Linked DNA regions of Mus musculus: all the other regions are linked to region 2. The links are chromatin loops, found by intact Hi-C in ENCODE. Cell type or tissue: heart. All regions are shown on one strand.

Region 1 (5,000 bases), 49 kb before region 2:
GGTGGTGATAGGACAGCCTGTGTGAGTTGCTTTTCTTCTACCTCAGGTCATTAGCTTTGGTGGCAAGTGCCTTTACCTGCTGAGAAATGAAGCATCGCTTACCCTTTTCTAGATATTCTTCCAACCCACGACGCCGGGCATCCAATTGTTGTTCTGATAATGAGAATGGCCACTTTCCTGGAAGTCGAGGAAATGTAAAGTTGGCAAATTCTCTCTTCAGGTTTTGGTGCAGTATGGCAAACTCCCGGTACCGCTTAGAACACAGCTGCCTCCCAGCCATGTAAACATTGTATACCTGGTGAGACAGGAACAAAGAATTCACAGTCATCTAAAGCCAGGTGCATAGTGGCTAGGTCTATTTCTATGCACTACACAAAAAATGTTCACAGCCATTTTAATAAACATGGCAAAAGTTCTATGTACAAGAAAACTACTCTTTTTGAGGAGGTATGATCTCATTTTACCAGTTTCTTTAATATCTAAATACCTTCAAAGGCAATTACTAGGTTTTCCAGAAAGGCAAAAGTTTCTCAGAACCATTGCAATGAATGCAATGAGTGAACAAGCAAGCTAAGGAAGGAAAAGAAAAGTTAGGATTTACTATAGAACAGCATGACTTGGCTGACATACGTGTAGCTCACACTACCTAGCTCTACAGTCATTTCAAAGGTGGTCTGGGAACAACTTGGGGGAATCAACTCTTTCTATTGTGTGGGTCCCAGGAAAAGTCAGGTTTTCTGGCTAGGTGGCCTGTACTTGCTTGGCCATCTCATCAACCCTATGGTCATTTTGTTTTATTTCTTCTCTCATTGTTGGCATTTGGGTTATTTCTGAATTAAGCTAGCAATGTGAACAATGCTGCTATAAACGTTTCTATGCATGTCTCCTGTTGTATATTCAGAGATGAAAACTGGACTGAGGATTTAAAGATAAGTACATTTTAGCCTCACGAAACAATGTCCAGCCAAGCTGTAAGATTTGTTACAACCTATACTCCTAAGGAAAAAATCTTTTTAGGGTCTGGGGAGGAAGTATAATCGGTAGAGTGCTTGCCTAGCATGCAGGAACCCTGAATTTGATCCCCAGGACCACATAAACAGGCGTGGTGGGGCATACCCATAATCTCACCATTCAGGAATCATCTGCAGCTAGACAGCAAATTCAAGGCCAGCCTGGGACGTGTGAGAAGAAATGCATTTCTGCCGATGGAATGAATGTGAAAAGGCTTCTGCATAGTTCTAATTTATTTTTCCAAAGTTACTAGTCAGGACAGTTGGCCCCTTATCAGCATGTCACACTAATAAATAACTTCATCTCCAAGACCCCATATTAATATCAACATCACAATCTAAAACATTCTAACTTTTAAAAGTCCACAGTCAACTGGGCCTGGAGGCGTATGTGTTTAATCTCTAAGTCTCACACCACCCTGGTCTACAGAGTGAGTGAGTTCCAGGACAGCCAGGGCTACACACAGAAACCGTGTCTCAGGAATAAAAAAATAAAAATTAAAACAGCACTAGTCTTTAAAAGTTCAGTCTCTTTAAAACATCCAAATGCTAGAACATCTTTTAACATTCAAAGCTTCTCTATGATGAAAATTTTCTTTCTATTTATTGTCCAAGTATCCCTTTTTGTTTTGTTTTTGTTTTTTGTTTTAATTTTTCTGAGACAGGGTTTCTCTGTGTAGCCCTGGCTGTCCAGAAACTCACTTCGTAGACCACACTGGCCTTGATCTGCCTGCCTCTGCCTTCCGAGTGCTAGAACTAAAGGTGCACTCCACCAGGCCCAGCCACTTTTTTTGTGAAATACCAATTGTTGTGGTTCACCTACTATTACATTGAATTTGTGTGCATTTTTCACGGACTTGTTGAGTCCGTGATTTGTCTGTCTCACTATGTTGCCCAGTTGACCCCAAACTTCTGAGCTCAAGTGATTTTCCTGCTAGAGTCAAAAGAACAAGCTACCACTTCCAGCTCTATGTGGTTTTTCTACCAGAATTTTTGTTTGTTTTTGAGACAAGGTCTCAATGTATAGCACAGGCTAGCTTCAAACTTAAGATCCTCTAGCTCATGCCTCCCAGATGCAATGTGCAATGTGCCACCATGCCCAGCCTTTTGTTGTTGTGGCTGACATATGTTTTTCACATGTTCACAGTGTGAATATCTTCTCTCATTTTCATTGTTTTTACTTTATTTAAGGGTCTTTCAAATACCTGGTTTTATTCTTTATATTTAGTTTTTAGGTGTCTGTCTTACGACAGTCTCACATAGAACTCACTGTGTAGCTGCAGCTGGCCTTCAACTCCTGATTCTCCCATTCCCACCTCTCTAGGGCTGGGCCACTATACCTAGCTCAGATTACAACCCTTTCTTCCTTGCTAACAATTCCATCAAGCACTGCAAAAGGCTCTGAATTTTAAGAATATAATTTATCACTCTTCTTCATAAAGAACACTTTTGTGTGCAAAGGAGACTTTTTTTTTACCCATGGACACAAAGCATAAGTAGAGTGTGGTAATGCATGCAGTCAAGAAGTGAAGGCAGGAGGATCACTATAAACAAAAGGAAGGCCAGTGTGGTCTACACACAAACTCTGTCTTAATAAAACCAGAAAAAGATCTAAAAACTTCTTGACAATATTTACTACTGAGAACTGTAAATTTTTTCTATAATATGGAATTCCACCGACATTTTTTTCTCATTTTCTTCTTTTTTAACTTGTCATATTTCTTTTGAAGTCAATAACAGTTAAATTATTTTTTATTTTCCCTAAATACTACATAATGCTTTATAGGACACCTAAGCTGGATGTCCTCAAGTGGTCTATAGTCAACCTCTTACTATAAATAATAGGAAACTGGACATAAAACACAAACAACTCTTCCAGACATGAGACAATGGGCAGCTATTAACTGATCACTAAGACAAGGAAACAAGAAAGATGAGCCCTATAACTCCTAGGCAGATCTCTGCCTGGGTAACTTCTAAAGAATGGCTCAGGGAGGCCACATGAACCAAGTAGGCCAAAGCAGCTAAATTTGTAGGGCTAAGCACCACAAGAGGGTGCTAAACACAGGCAGGCTCCAGGTCACCTTCAATTCTAACTGAACAGCAACCCAAGGAAAGAACTCTCACCAGGGGGTAAGGTAAATGAACAACTCTCAGAGTTAACACTGGGTTTAGAACAATTCAACTTTCCTCCAACCAGGAAAAAAAAAACAAAAACAAACAAACAAAAACAAAAACCAGACTTCCCTGAATTTTGTGGCTTTTAGAAGAGAACACAAAAGGCCTGTTCTAGGAAAGAGACTAAATTAGTTCTAGGGTGGTAGTGGTGGTGCATGCCTTTAATTCCAGCACTCAGAAGGCTGAGGCAGACAGATCTCTTGAGTTTGAGGCCAGCCTTGTCTACAATTGAGTTCCAGGACAGCCAGGACTGTTAAACAGAGAAATCCTGTCTTGAAAAACAAACAAACAAACAAATAAATCTTACTCCTAGAATAAGAGCTATTCTAGCTGGGGATGTACCTCACTCATAGACCACTTGTCCAACATACTCAAGGCCCTTGGTTTGAACCCCAACACTTTATAATTTATTGTGTTTTTTAAAAAGCTATACAATGCCAGGTATGTTGGTGCACGCATTTAATCTCAGCACTCTGGGGGCAGAGGCAGGTAGGTCTCTGTGAATTCGAGGGCACCTTGGCTGACACAGTGAGTTCCAGGAAACCAGAGCTACATCCTGAGCTACATACAAAGTTACTACCCTGTCTAGTACACACACACCTCAAAACCCATATGGTGGGGCTGGAGAGATGGCTCAGCCATTAAGAGCACTGACTGCTCTTCAAGAAGTCCTGAGTTCAATTCCCAGCAACCACATGGTGGCTCACAACCATCTGTAATAGGATCTGATGCCCTCTTCTGGTGTGTCTAAAGACAAGTACACTGTACTCATATAAATAAAATAAGTAAATCTTAAAAAAAAAACAAACCCAGATAGTGGAAAATCTCCTGAGATGTCTTCAGACCTCCATACACATCCACAATAAACAAACAAATAACAGGAAGTAAGTAAATATAAATAAATGAAACAAAAAAAGAGAACTTGTCTGTTGTATAAACACTCAGGTAGCAATGGAAGAACACTGAGAACCCCTGAGCTGCCTCCCCAGCTGCCACTCTCAACAGCAATAGCAGCCACCCAAAAGGAACTGAAGCCCACCACCAATAAGATAAGAAGACAAGAGAGCACAGGATAGAACAAGAGAAGAGAATAGCTACTAGGCCATCCAAAAGCTTCAGCCCAATACCAGTCTAACAAACAAGAAACCGGAATCTCGGGAGGACATGAGGAGGCAGGAGAAACATCTCAACAGTTAAGAGCACTGACCGATATTCCAGAAGACCCAGGTACAGTTCTCATCAGCCACATGGTGACTTGGTAACTCCAGTTCCAAGGGATTCTACACCCTCCTGTGGTCTCCAAGAACAACAGGTATGCATGTGACACACATACATGCAGGCAAAACACCCATACACATAAAATAAATCTTTAAAAAAAATCTTTTAAAAGAAATTAACAAAAGATACTAAATCAGCTTCCCTAAACAGGATAAATACTGAGAAAAACCATCTTAAGACTTACATAAATCAAAGATTAAGAAAAAAACCTTGAAGACAGCCAGAGGGAGTTAAAATATTATATAAAAAAGACCAAAAAATAAACGGAGCAAACTTCTCATCACAAACTATGTAAACCAAAAGTCTACGTTGTGTGTGTGGTTTGTGTGTGAGCACACATGTGCAGCCATATGTGTGTGTGGTTTGTGTGCGCACACACATGTGCAGCCATGTGCAGGGAGGTTCAAAGGACAACATTCAGGATTCAGTTCTCTTCTTCTACCCTGTGGAAACTGTGTATTGTACTCAGGTGTCAGGTTTGGCAGTGAGCACATTTACCCCTTGAGCCAGTCTCACCAGCCCATGATGTGGCTG
Region 2 (5,000 bases):
TTTAAACACTCTTGGTAGATATTAGCTGTAGTTTCATCATTTTGGACCCTATACAGCAAATGACCTAGAACTTTAATACACTTATAACTGTATATATTTTAAAACTAAATATAAAGAGCTGAATCAAAGCTAATTTCCACAGGGAAAGCAAAATGACAATTCTAAAAGTTTCTATCAGAAGAAACCATCAGTCACAACTTTTGCGTTTTCTAGAAAATAAATACCAAGGGACCCAGTTAGAAGGCAAAGTCATTATTGTATTCAGTATCTTAATGCTACCCACAAAGACTAAAAATATACTACCCGAAAATATTAGAAAATAGTCTGTAATATAGCAATTTAAAACAAAACAAAACAAAAACCCCACAAGCATCTCTTTCCATAAAGGTCAGAAGAAATGTGCAAGCTCTCCACACACATGCATTAGTGAGCTACTCTTTCTTGAAGTGGAAAAGACGAGGAAACAGAGTAAGAGTAATGGGCACAAAAATGGGAGGGGGGGGAAAGGCCTGGAGGAAGGGGGCTCCTTTACAAGGACAGACTCCCAAGATTCTGTAAGTGCAGCTCTTACATGAATCTGTTTTACAAAATGAAGAGCAGGCAGCTGTGGAACTTACAATTAAAATGAAATATTTAAAAAGAAGAAAGACTTGTGTGAGTAAATCCCATCATGGAAGGAGAGGCTGCGTGTGGGGGGCGGGGAGGGGGGGGCGATACAATATAGATGCAGTAAGGAGAGATCCAGGATTGAAGGAGAATGGAGACAATGAGAGCACACAGCGCCAACAAGTCAACCAACAACCACTATACAAATTTAGGACAAAGTACAAAATCACAACCACAACACAGCTTAGGGCAGTGGAGGTCTGCGTTCAAACTGCCAAGACAACATCTCTGGAGCTTTAAGGGATGTGGTGGTGACAAGTGAGCCTGAACAAGTTCGATGAAGGAAGACTGCAGCAGAAGGTGGGTTGCAACAGCAGAAGGGGCCTTAAAAAGAGAAGGGAAAGCTACGTCGAGAAATTTAAAGTGTAGGATTGCAATAGCACAGAGCAGGAGGAAAACGGAGCGGGCAAAGACCTAAGTCGACTGCAGTCTGAGGGAAGCAGGAGCTAGGAGCACTATTAAACCGAACTCCAAGGTGTGAGGAGTGGTGCACGTGGGAAGTCGGGGAGCCAGAAAAGGCTGTACTCAAAAGCAATGTAGCCATGGAGAAGCTAGCCTGAAAATCAGGTTGCAACCCCTCCCCCAAAAACGCATGTGATAAGGTATACTCGAGATGGTGTGACTACAAAGAAGAAGAGGGGAGAAAAGGCCAAACGGTGGATGCAAAAATGTCGGTGTGCTTTTATCATAACGGGGAATAACTAAGGAAAGTGGGTGGAGGGTTAAGGTGGGGAGAAATGATGCCTCCAGAGGAAAATGAGCTGACCACAGGTCCTATCAGGTCTAGAGGGCAGAAGGGACAGTCCACAAGGTCTGAGGGGAGTGGCAGCGACCAGGAAACTATGATGCTAAAGATGAAAAGTTGGGGAGGACACAGTACTGGCTAGGTCGAAAGGAGACTCCCTCAGTAAGGGGCAGAAAGAGGCATGCTATAGAAGAAGGCAAACGGGTTGAGAGCAGCCAAAGGCATGGGAGCAGCAGGGAGAGCACAAACTGGAGACGCCAGGAAAGCAGGAGGCTCCAAGCCGGGCCGCGAAGGCCCGCGGGGGGCGAGGGTCGCGGCAGGCTCTCGAGCTAAGAGAGGTGCGGCCTGGGTGACAGGGTGCGGGGCCAGGACAGGCGAAGGATAGGAGGACGGGGCGTGGCGGCAGCGATACTCACACCTCCAGGATGCGGTCCCCTTTGCGCACCCCGGCCCGGTCGGCCGCCCCCCCGGGCAGCACGGCGCTCACATGCTGCAGCGGCGCGTACAGCTCCCCGTTGATGCTCCGCAGTTGCCCGCCCTCGCTCACTTGGCCCCGCACGTTGAAGCCGTAGCCGGATTCGGACTTGACAATGCGCACGACCCGCGGGCCGCCGCCTCCCCCGCCACCGTTCCCGGCGCAGTGGAGCCCAGACCCCCCGCCGCCGCCTCCATTCCGGTGCGGGGCTGAGGGGTGAATACCTTCCCCGTCCTCGTCCGCCATCTTGCGAGCAAGCGAGCGGTCCCCCGCCCCCCTACGCCTCCACTCCTCCGGCGCGCGCCCGCCCCCTCCGGCAGCCGCGCGACCCCGGCGCGCGCCCGCTCCGCCGACCGCTGGAGCTAGTGGGCCACCGCGCTGCGAGGGGGTGAGGAAAAGGGAGCAAGGCGGGAGAAGCAGACGGTTGGGCGCTGCAGGGCCTCCTGGGAGATGTAGTTCTGCAAATGGTGCATGACGCATCCGGGCTCAAAGCCTTCTGGGAGTTGTGGTTTATTGGGCTTTGGGCTCTGGTTAAGTTTCCTTGGTTGGATGATGAGAATCTTTTTTTGTTTTGTTTTTTCGAGACAGGGTTTCCCTTTGTAGCCCTTGCTGTCCTGAACTGGCTCTGTAAAGCAGGCCGACCTCAAACTCAGAGATCCACCTGCCTCTGCCTCCTGATTGCTGGGATTATGCCCGACCACTAGTTGGTGATTCATTGCAATCTTGAATCGGTTATTCATTTGTATATTCATGTTGGACAAAGCCCCAGCAATCAAGTGATACAACCAGATCGTGAATTCGGTTCCTTATTTCAAGTATTAGGATACGGAACTTTAGTGTTACCAAAGTCAAGCAGCAATTATGTAACAGCATTTAAAGCTCAGCTGTTTTTGCGCAACTTTCTTTTCCATGTTATTGCAACTTCACGGCTATATACAGACATACAAAAAAGCATGTGTGGAGGAAAACAACAGCTTCCATGATTTAGAACTGGATATTAAAGTGGTCAATAATTTTAATTTAGCAAGAGTTTTGAAGTTGCTTTTATCTTGTTTATTTCATTTCTTCCAATAGCACAAGAGAATTCTTAGAAAGCATGCAGTTGGTGTTTTTGGCGATCTGGCAGGATATAAACTTGATAGAGCTGGGTGCCTGGTGACAGCAAGTAATGACAGAAATAATGCACATAGCAATCTACGCCATCACTGCTCCACTTTGGTATTTGATTTCCCCCTACTGATAAGGTCACTAGTTAATCCATTCCTGTTTAGTAGATGTTGTAGAATACACAAGATTCCACAAAGCAAAGACAAAGGAAACAGTATCAGCCTCCTCAGGTATTCTCAGTTCTTCCCCACCAAGCACCATGTAGATAAAGAGCTCTGATGAGTGATGTTCCCCTAAGGTATCAGAGCCTAAGACACACAACTTGGAAAGGTTGCCATTCTGTACAAAGGAATACAGTAGACTTGCTCTTTGTCCTGAGGGGGACATTACTTCATCTCCCAAAGTGACATATTAACACAACCCCCCAACCGGAGAAATAACCTGGAGATAACGAGCCAGGAGTCTTCCTTCTTGGCATCCAGCAGAAGAAGAGGAGAAGCACCAAGAACTACCTTTCTCAACATGACTATGTACCAAGTCTTTACATCTAGAACTTATTAACGCTTTACAGCACTAGCCCAGTCCCTGCTTGGTAGATGAGGTTACACAAGTAAAAAATTATGAACCTAAAAGAAGCAGATAATTTATAAAAACAAACAAGCCCCTGAAAGAGTTTACTGGCCATGGAGAGTTTTTAAGATTACAAGGGACAGAAGAAGCAATAGGGGGATTAAGAGATTTTGAAACATACTGAATGGAGACACAAAGTCACTACAGTTAGAGCATACATATGAAGGTTAAAAAGAAAGGTTTGCATTATAAACAAAAGGAATAAAAGTAACCTTGTTTTACAACAAAGCTGATGAAGACTCTTGGTTAGTTCTGAAATACTGAAATAATAAAGATAGAATAAGTTTTGCTTCAACATAATGATGGAATCTGGTTTGGACTTGAATAATTTATTTTGAATTGAGTACTGGATGGAAAGAACTTGCTGCTAAAATAACTAGTTTTTTGGTTTTTGGTTTTTTTGGTTTTTCGAGTCAGGGTTTCTCTGTGTAGCCCTGGATGTCCTGGAACTCACTCTATAGACCAGGCTGACCTTGAACTCAGAAATCTGCCTGCCTCTGCCTCCTGAGTGCTGGGATTAAAGGCGTGCATCAACATGCCCAGATAGAACTAGTTATTTTTGCCAAGCCCACATCTTTAATCCCAGCACTCGGGACACAGAGGCCAGCCCATCTCTGTGAGTTGAGGCAAGCCAACCAGGAGCTACATGCTAACATTCTGTCTCAAAAAACAAACAAACAAACAACATTTGCCTTTATTTTTTATTAAAAAAATATACTGAAGGTGGGAGGGCTAGAGACATGGCTCAATGGTTAAGAGCACTGGCTGCTCTTCCAGGTGTCCTGAGTTCAATTCTCAGCAACCACATAGTGGCTCACAACCATCTACAATGGGTTCCGATGCCCTCTTCCATCATGCAGGCATACATGCAAATTGAGCACTCATATACATAAATTGTAATGTACTTACTCGTATATAAATACATATATACATAAACAAATATACATATAGATACACTGAATGAGGCTAAGGGTGTCAGCCAGTCAGTAGACCACTTGCCTAGCATGCAGGAAGCCCAGCTTAATCCCTAGTCGCATAAAAACAAGATGTGGTGATACACTCCCAGCACTCAGAACTTGGAGGCCCTAGGAAAAATCAGAAGTTCAAGGTCATCATCCTCAGCTATAGAGCAAGTTCAAGGGGATCCTGGGCTATAAGAGACCTTTTTTTAATATTTTTTTCAGCACACACGCACACACACATACATATGTGTGCACGCACACACACACACACACACACACACACACAAATTGAATGTACCTTCTGTTCTAGGCTTTTTAACAATGGTGAGAGATGCAGAGATAAACGAGATAGCTACAGACTACAGGTTTAGGGAGTCAAACTGCACTGCCCTTCATGCAACCTCTTCACCCCTCA
Region 3 (5,000 bases), 130 kb before region 2:
GATAGATAGATAGATAGATAGATAGATAGATAGATAGATAGACAGATGATTAAGGAAGACAACTGATGTTGCCCTCTGGCCTCTATGTACATATGCACACATGTGCACATGCATCCACATACATGTATATAACCACACAAAAAGGGGGAGAGAGAAGGGAAGGGAAGGAGGGCTATCTTGAGGAGAAGCAGTGGTAGGTACCATTAACAAGTGGTTACCATTAACAAGTGGTACCATTAACAAGTAATCACTTTTGCAGGCCCGAAGGATGAGAGGAGATTTGATCCAAAGCACCTCTGGGTGCCTTCCTGAGGTTAGGGACAGAGTTCCGTATGCAGCCCTCCCTGCCTTGCAGATTTGCCTTTATAACCTGAGGACCTTGTACACTTAGCTTTTACTTGGTGATCAATCACCCTTAGCTTTTATTGTCTTTCTCTGGTGCATTGATTACCTCCAGCCACCTCCTTTATGAAACCTGATACATTTCTCAAGCCTGATTTATTTTTCTCCACTGCCATCCCCTTTCCCAGGCAGTCCTAGTGAGTGCTGTAACAACCTAAGTAAAGTGACTGATTAACACTCAGCAGTTCGGCTTCCCTTGCTGTGGGATCCTGGCCGCTGGTGAATCTACCAGTGCTCCTGCTTTTAAAATCTGCCCAGCACTAGAGCTGGGGGGGGGGGTATTTTGGGGTATTTTGCCTGCATGTATGTCTGTACTACATGCGTGCCTACTTAGGATAAAAGAGGGCATAGGATTCGGCAGAACTGGGATTACCGATGGTCGTGAGTCTCCACATGGGGCTTGGGCAGTCCTGGAAAGGGCCCAGCTGGAACAACCAGGCACCAAAGGTTCAGCGGCACATGGAGTTGGCTCCTGGACAAGTCCTGAAGGTAGGTTCTGAAGGGATGCCTCAGCCTCTACTACAGAACCTTTCAAAGAAAAGGAATTCCTTCATAAGACATCTTCTTGCCCTGATTAGCTTAATATATGTCTCATAATTTGACTTCCTGGTCAGAGTTGCCAGCCGAAGAGAAAACCCACCCAATGCTATACACCAAAGCCTTTTCTGATATGTGTGGTCCAGAGTGCGCTGTGAGTGTTGTGTTTTATTCTGAAGCTGTACTTTATCTGTCTTCACTCACTAGACTGTGAATCCATTGAGGGAGGTGTGTGCCCGAGACTTTGCATCACACATATGTGATGGGTCCTGGTATTCGGTAAATGATCACAGAAATGAATAATAAAGGAAGGGGAAATCAACCCCTCAGCTGTGTGTAAGCAGCAAGCCCTGGGGCTAGAGAGATGGCTTGATGGTTAAGAGCACTTGCTGTTGCTGAGAACCCAGGTTCAATTCCCAGTGCCAACATGACAGCTCACAGCTGTCTATACCTTCTAAGGAGTTATAGACTGCAGGAGATTGGTGCCTTCTTCTGGCCTCCGCAGGTATCAGGCACACACATGGTGAACATACACACATACATGCTGTTAGCGTACAGGTGATTCCGCTGGCTCGACTTCAGTGGCCTAGCAGCTGCTTACTTCATCACCTGCTGCAGTCAGGTGTGTGTGGCGATAAAAGGGCCCCAGTACTCCAAGATCTCTTTCTGTCTCTGCTCCCTCCCTCCCTCCCTCCCTCCCTCCTTCTCTTTCTCCCCTCCCCAATTCTCTTCCTCTTCCTGTTCTCAGCGCTCACCCCACCTGCCCCACTTTTTCTCTGCCCACGCGGCTCTGCTCCTGTCTGCTGGTCTACATGTCCACTCAAACCCCTTACCCAGGTCCTCACTCTTCTCCCCTTCCTCTGTAAACCTCCTTTACACCAGCTCTATTGATTGGCAGAATTTCCTCCCGGCGCACCTTGGCTCAGCCTCCCGGAAGTACCTTCTCCCCACATTATATTTCATAACACGTGCAGAACACTCATACACATAAAAGTAGGATAAATCTTATTTTTCTTTTTCTAAGAGGAAGAGGAGGAAACATCTAGGGGCTCAGCAAGGCAGAATTGCCAACAAGCAAAGCCCTCAATCCTGGAACTTTTCAAGAAACTTTCTACTTCAGAAATCTGAAAATGGAGAGCTAGAGAGATGGCTCAGGGATTTAAAAACACTTGTTGGTCTTGCAGATCTGTATTTAGTTCCCAGCAACCACATGATGGCTTGGAGCCATCTGTAACTCCAGTTCCAGACGATACGACACAAAAACAGAATAATTTTTAAACAAAAAAAACAAAAAAACAAGCTGGGCATGGTGGCACAAGCCAGCATTTAGAGGGCAGAGGCAAGCAGATCTGAGAGTTCAAGGCCAGCCTGGTCTACATAGTAAGTTCCGGGACATCCTGGGATATACAGAGAAACCCCGTTTAGAAAAAAAAGAATTTTAAAAGAAGAAAGAACTCTGAAAATATATGTTACTTCCCACTCTAGCCCTGATTCCTCCTCAGCTAGATCTCCCGACTTTGTTCTACGATTGACTTCTCCTGGTTTCATAGCCATGCCCACAAGAGGGCAGTAGAAACCAGAGCATCAAGACTGGGTGGCCTGGTTTCTAGCCGCTGCCCGGGTTCCACCCTAAGAACTCAATGAGACCACGCCCCCTCGGGCCGCGAGTCCTTGAGGGAAGAGTGTACTCAAGACTGCATCACGAATGTATGAGGAGTCCTGGGACTTGGTAAATGACTGATCACAGAGATGAATAATAAGTGAAGGGGGAAAAATCAGCCTCGTAGTAAACGATCCTTACTGCAAGCCAGAATGAGAGCTACAGCCATTTTGGTGGGTGAGACCCTTGGCACAGAAATTTCTTTTGCTCACTAGGTGGCAAAGCTGGGCCACCTGGATCCATTTATCAGCTGTCGCCTTCTTCCTACATATCAGATACCATCTGAACAGCAATTCCAGAAGCCCCTAACTTTGTAAGCCTAAAAGTGAAATAGACTAGTGGAAATGAAAATATCAGGTCCGTCATCTCCTATTCCCAGAACATGTTCTAAAAGCTAAATGCTAAATGTTCTTTGCAGTGATCCCGTCCTTGTTCTGGTTGGTTTTATATCAGCTTGACACTAAGCCATCTGTGAAGAGGAACCTCAAATAGCCTGTAGGCACCACTGTGGTACATTTTCTAGACTGATGATGGTGTCTGAGGGCCCAGCTCACTGTGGATGGTGCTATGGCTGGGGTGGTGCTGGGTTGTAGAAGAAAGCAAGCTGAGCAAGCCCATGTACAGCAAGCCAGTAAATAGCATTCTTCTGTGGCCTCTGTTTCAAAGCTCCTGCCTCAAGCTGTGTGATTGGGACGTGGAAGCCAAATAGCCCCTTTCCTCCACAAGCCAGAGGACTTTGTTGTTTGCTTTTAAGATCTATTTTTAATTTATGTATATGAGTGCTCTATCTGCATGTACACCTTCATACCAGAACAGGGCATCAGATCCCAATGTAGATGGCTGTGAGTCACCATGTGGTTGCTGGGACTAGAACTCGGAACCTCTGGAGGGTCAGGTCAGACAGTGCTCTTAACAGATGAGCTATCTCTCTAGTTCTTGGCTAGAGTGTTTTCACACTAAAGCCAGGCAATGGAGGTGCTTTTAGTCCCAGCACTCGAGAGGCAGAGGCATGGGGTTCTCTGGGTTCGAGGCCAGCCTGGTCTACAAATCAAGTTCTAGGACAGCCAGGGCTACACAAAGAAACCCTGTCTTGAAAAACAAGACAAAACAAAAACAAACAGAAAGGAAGAAAGAAAGGAAAGAAAGCTAAAATACTCCTCTAAATCCTGCCTCCCCTCCAGAGTGCTGGGATTGCAGATGTGAGCGCCACCTCCAGTTTACTTAGTTGGGTTTTTTAACAGGACTTAGTCATTGGCTTGAGAGGAGTAGATGTCTCCAGAAAGCCACCCACACAGGCCATGTGTAGCCTTCTCCAGACACCCTTGTCTTGCAATTGCAGTGCCTTCCCCACTGACCCTCTTCATGCTAACACCTCCCATTACCCAACTGCAAATCCGGGCAAACCTGAACCAAGTTCAACCCTCCATTCTGGACACCCCCCCCCACCCCCCATCGCTTCCCTTCTGTACTTAGGAATAATCCAATCGTTTCTCCCTGCAAGAAACCTTGGAAGTCTCTAGACTCTTCACTTCCCCTTCCATCTAACCTCCATTCAAATCACATTCAGTCTCTTCCTCTTCTAACTGCCTGGGCTTCACCTGTGTTTGTGCCACTGCATAGATTAAGGCTCACCCGTAGCTCAGGCTTCCAACTGCCCACCTAGCCATCCATGTAGGATGTCAAGCATGTTGGAGTGATGCCATGTATCAGACACTGTTGAGAGGCTGGCCGTGAAGTGCTGAGCAGGCTCAGTAAGAGCTGCCATCACTGCAAGTCACAGCTTTATGCCATAGACAGTGGGAGAGTGACAGCAGTGAGAAGCAGGAAATACAGTAGGCAGAACGATGACAAGTCCTGCAGGCTTGAACATTTATAAGAGTGTTTGACTGTATGTGTGTATGTGCACCCTTGTGTGGTGTTTTGAATAACAATAGGCCCCATAGGTCCACAGGAAATGACATTCTTAGATGTGGCCTTGTTGGAGTAGGTGTGGCTTTATTGGAGGAAGCATGTCACTGGGGTTAGGTGTGAGGTTTCAAAAGCTCAAGCCAAGCCCAGTGTGGCTCTCTTCCTGCTGCCTTCAGATCTGGGTGTAGAACTCTCAACTATCTCTCCAGCACCATGTCTGCCTTTGTACCATCATGCTTCCCGCCATGATGATAATGGACTAAACCTCTGAACTGTAAGCCAGCCCCAACGAAATCTTCTCCTTTATAAGAGTTTCTGGGGTCATGGTGTCTCTTTACAGCAATTGAAACCCTAAGACACCATGTGTACAGTGCCTAAAGAGGCCCGAAGGGGGCAGCAGATTCCCTGGAACTGGAGTTATAGGAGGTTGTGACCCACCATGTGGGTGCTGGGAACAGAACTTGGCTCCTCTACAAGAACAAGACCATTCAAC

What was found. Peaks named below come from ENCODE experiments on the same cell type or tissue, not always from the same donor. Only the 100,000 strongest peaks of a DNase experiment are listed, where the experiment ranks them.
Region 1: a loop joins it to region 2, with 1.9 times the contacts of the local background. A loop is called at or near these places in 4 of 42 quality-filtered maps.
Region 3: a loop joins it to region 2, with 3 times the contacts of the local background. A loop is called at or near these places in 13 of 42 quality-filtered maps.

Annotation. Positions count from the first base shown.
Region 1 is chr3:94,531,095-94,536,094 of GRCm38, forward strand. It overlaps Snx27 (sorting nexin family member 27), which reads right to left. Exons shown (of 12, transcript NM_001082484.2): 3 at 103-295. Among named protein-coding and RNA genes, the nearest start is that of Snx27, 49 kb to the right of the region's middle. In heart, a CTCF peak has its summit at 3,060 (motif pointing right); no DNase peak of the experiment used is centred here.
Region 2 is chr3:94,580,418-94,585,417 of GRCm38, forward strand. Snx27 (sorting nexin family member 27) reads right to left here and starts at 2,299. Exons shown (of 12, transcript NM_001082484.2): 1 at 1,828-2,299. The coding sequence starts at 2,132. In heart, no CTCF peak of the experiment used is centred here; a DNase peak (open chromatin) is centred at 2,264; H3K4me3 peaks cover 2,340 bases; H3K27ac peaks cover 2,036 bases.
Region 3 is chr3:94,454,115-94,459,114 of GRCm38, forward strand. No RefSeq gene overlaps it. Among named protein-coding and RNA genes, the nearest start is that of Mrpl9, 13 kb to the left of the region's middle. In heart, a CTCF peak has its summit at 2,497 (motif pointing right); a DNase peak (open chromatin) is centred at 2,557; H3K4me3 peaks cover 481 bases; H3K27me3 peaks cover 1,147 bases.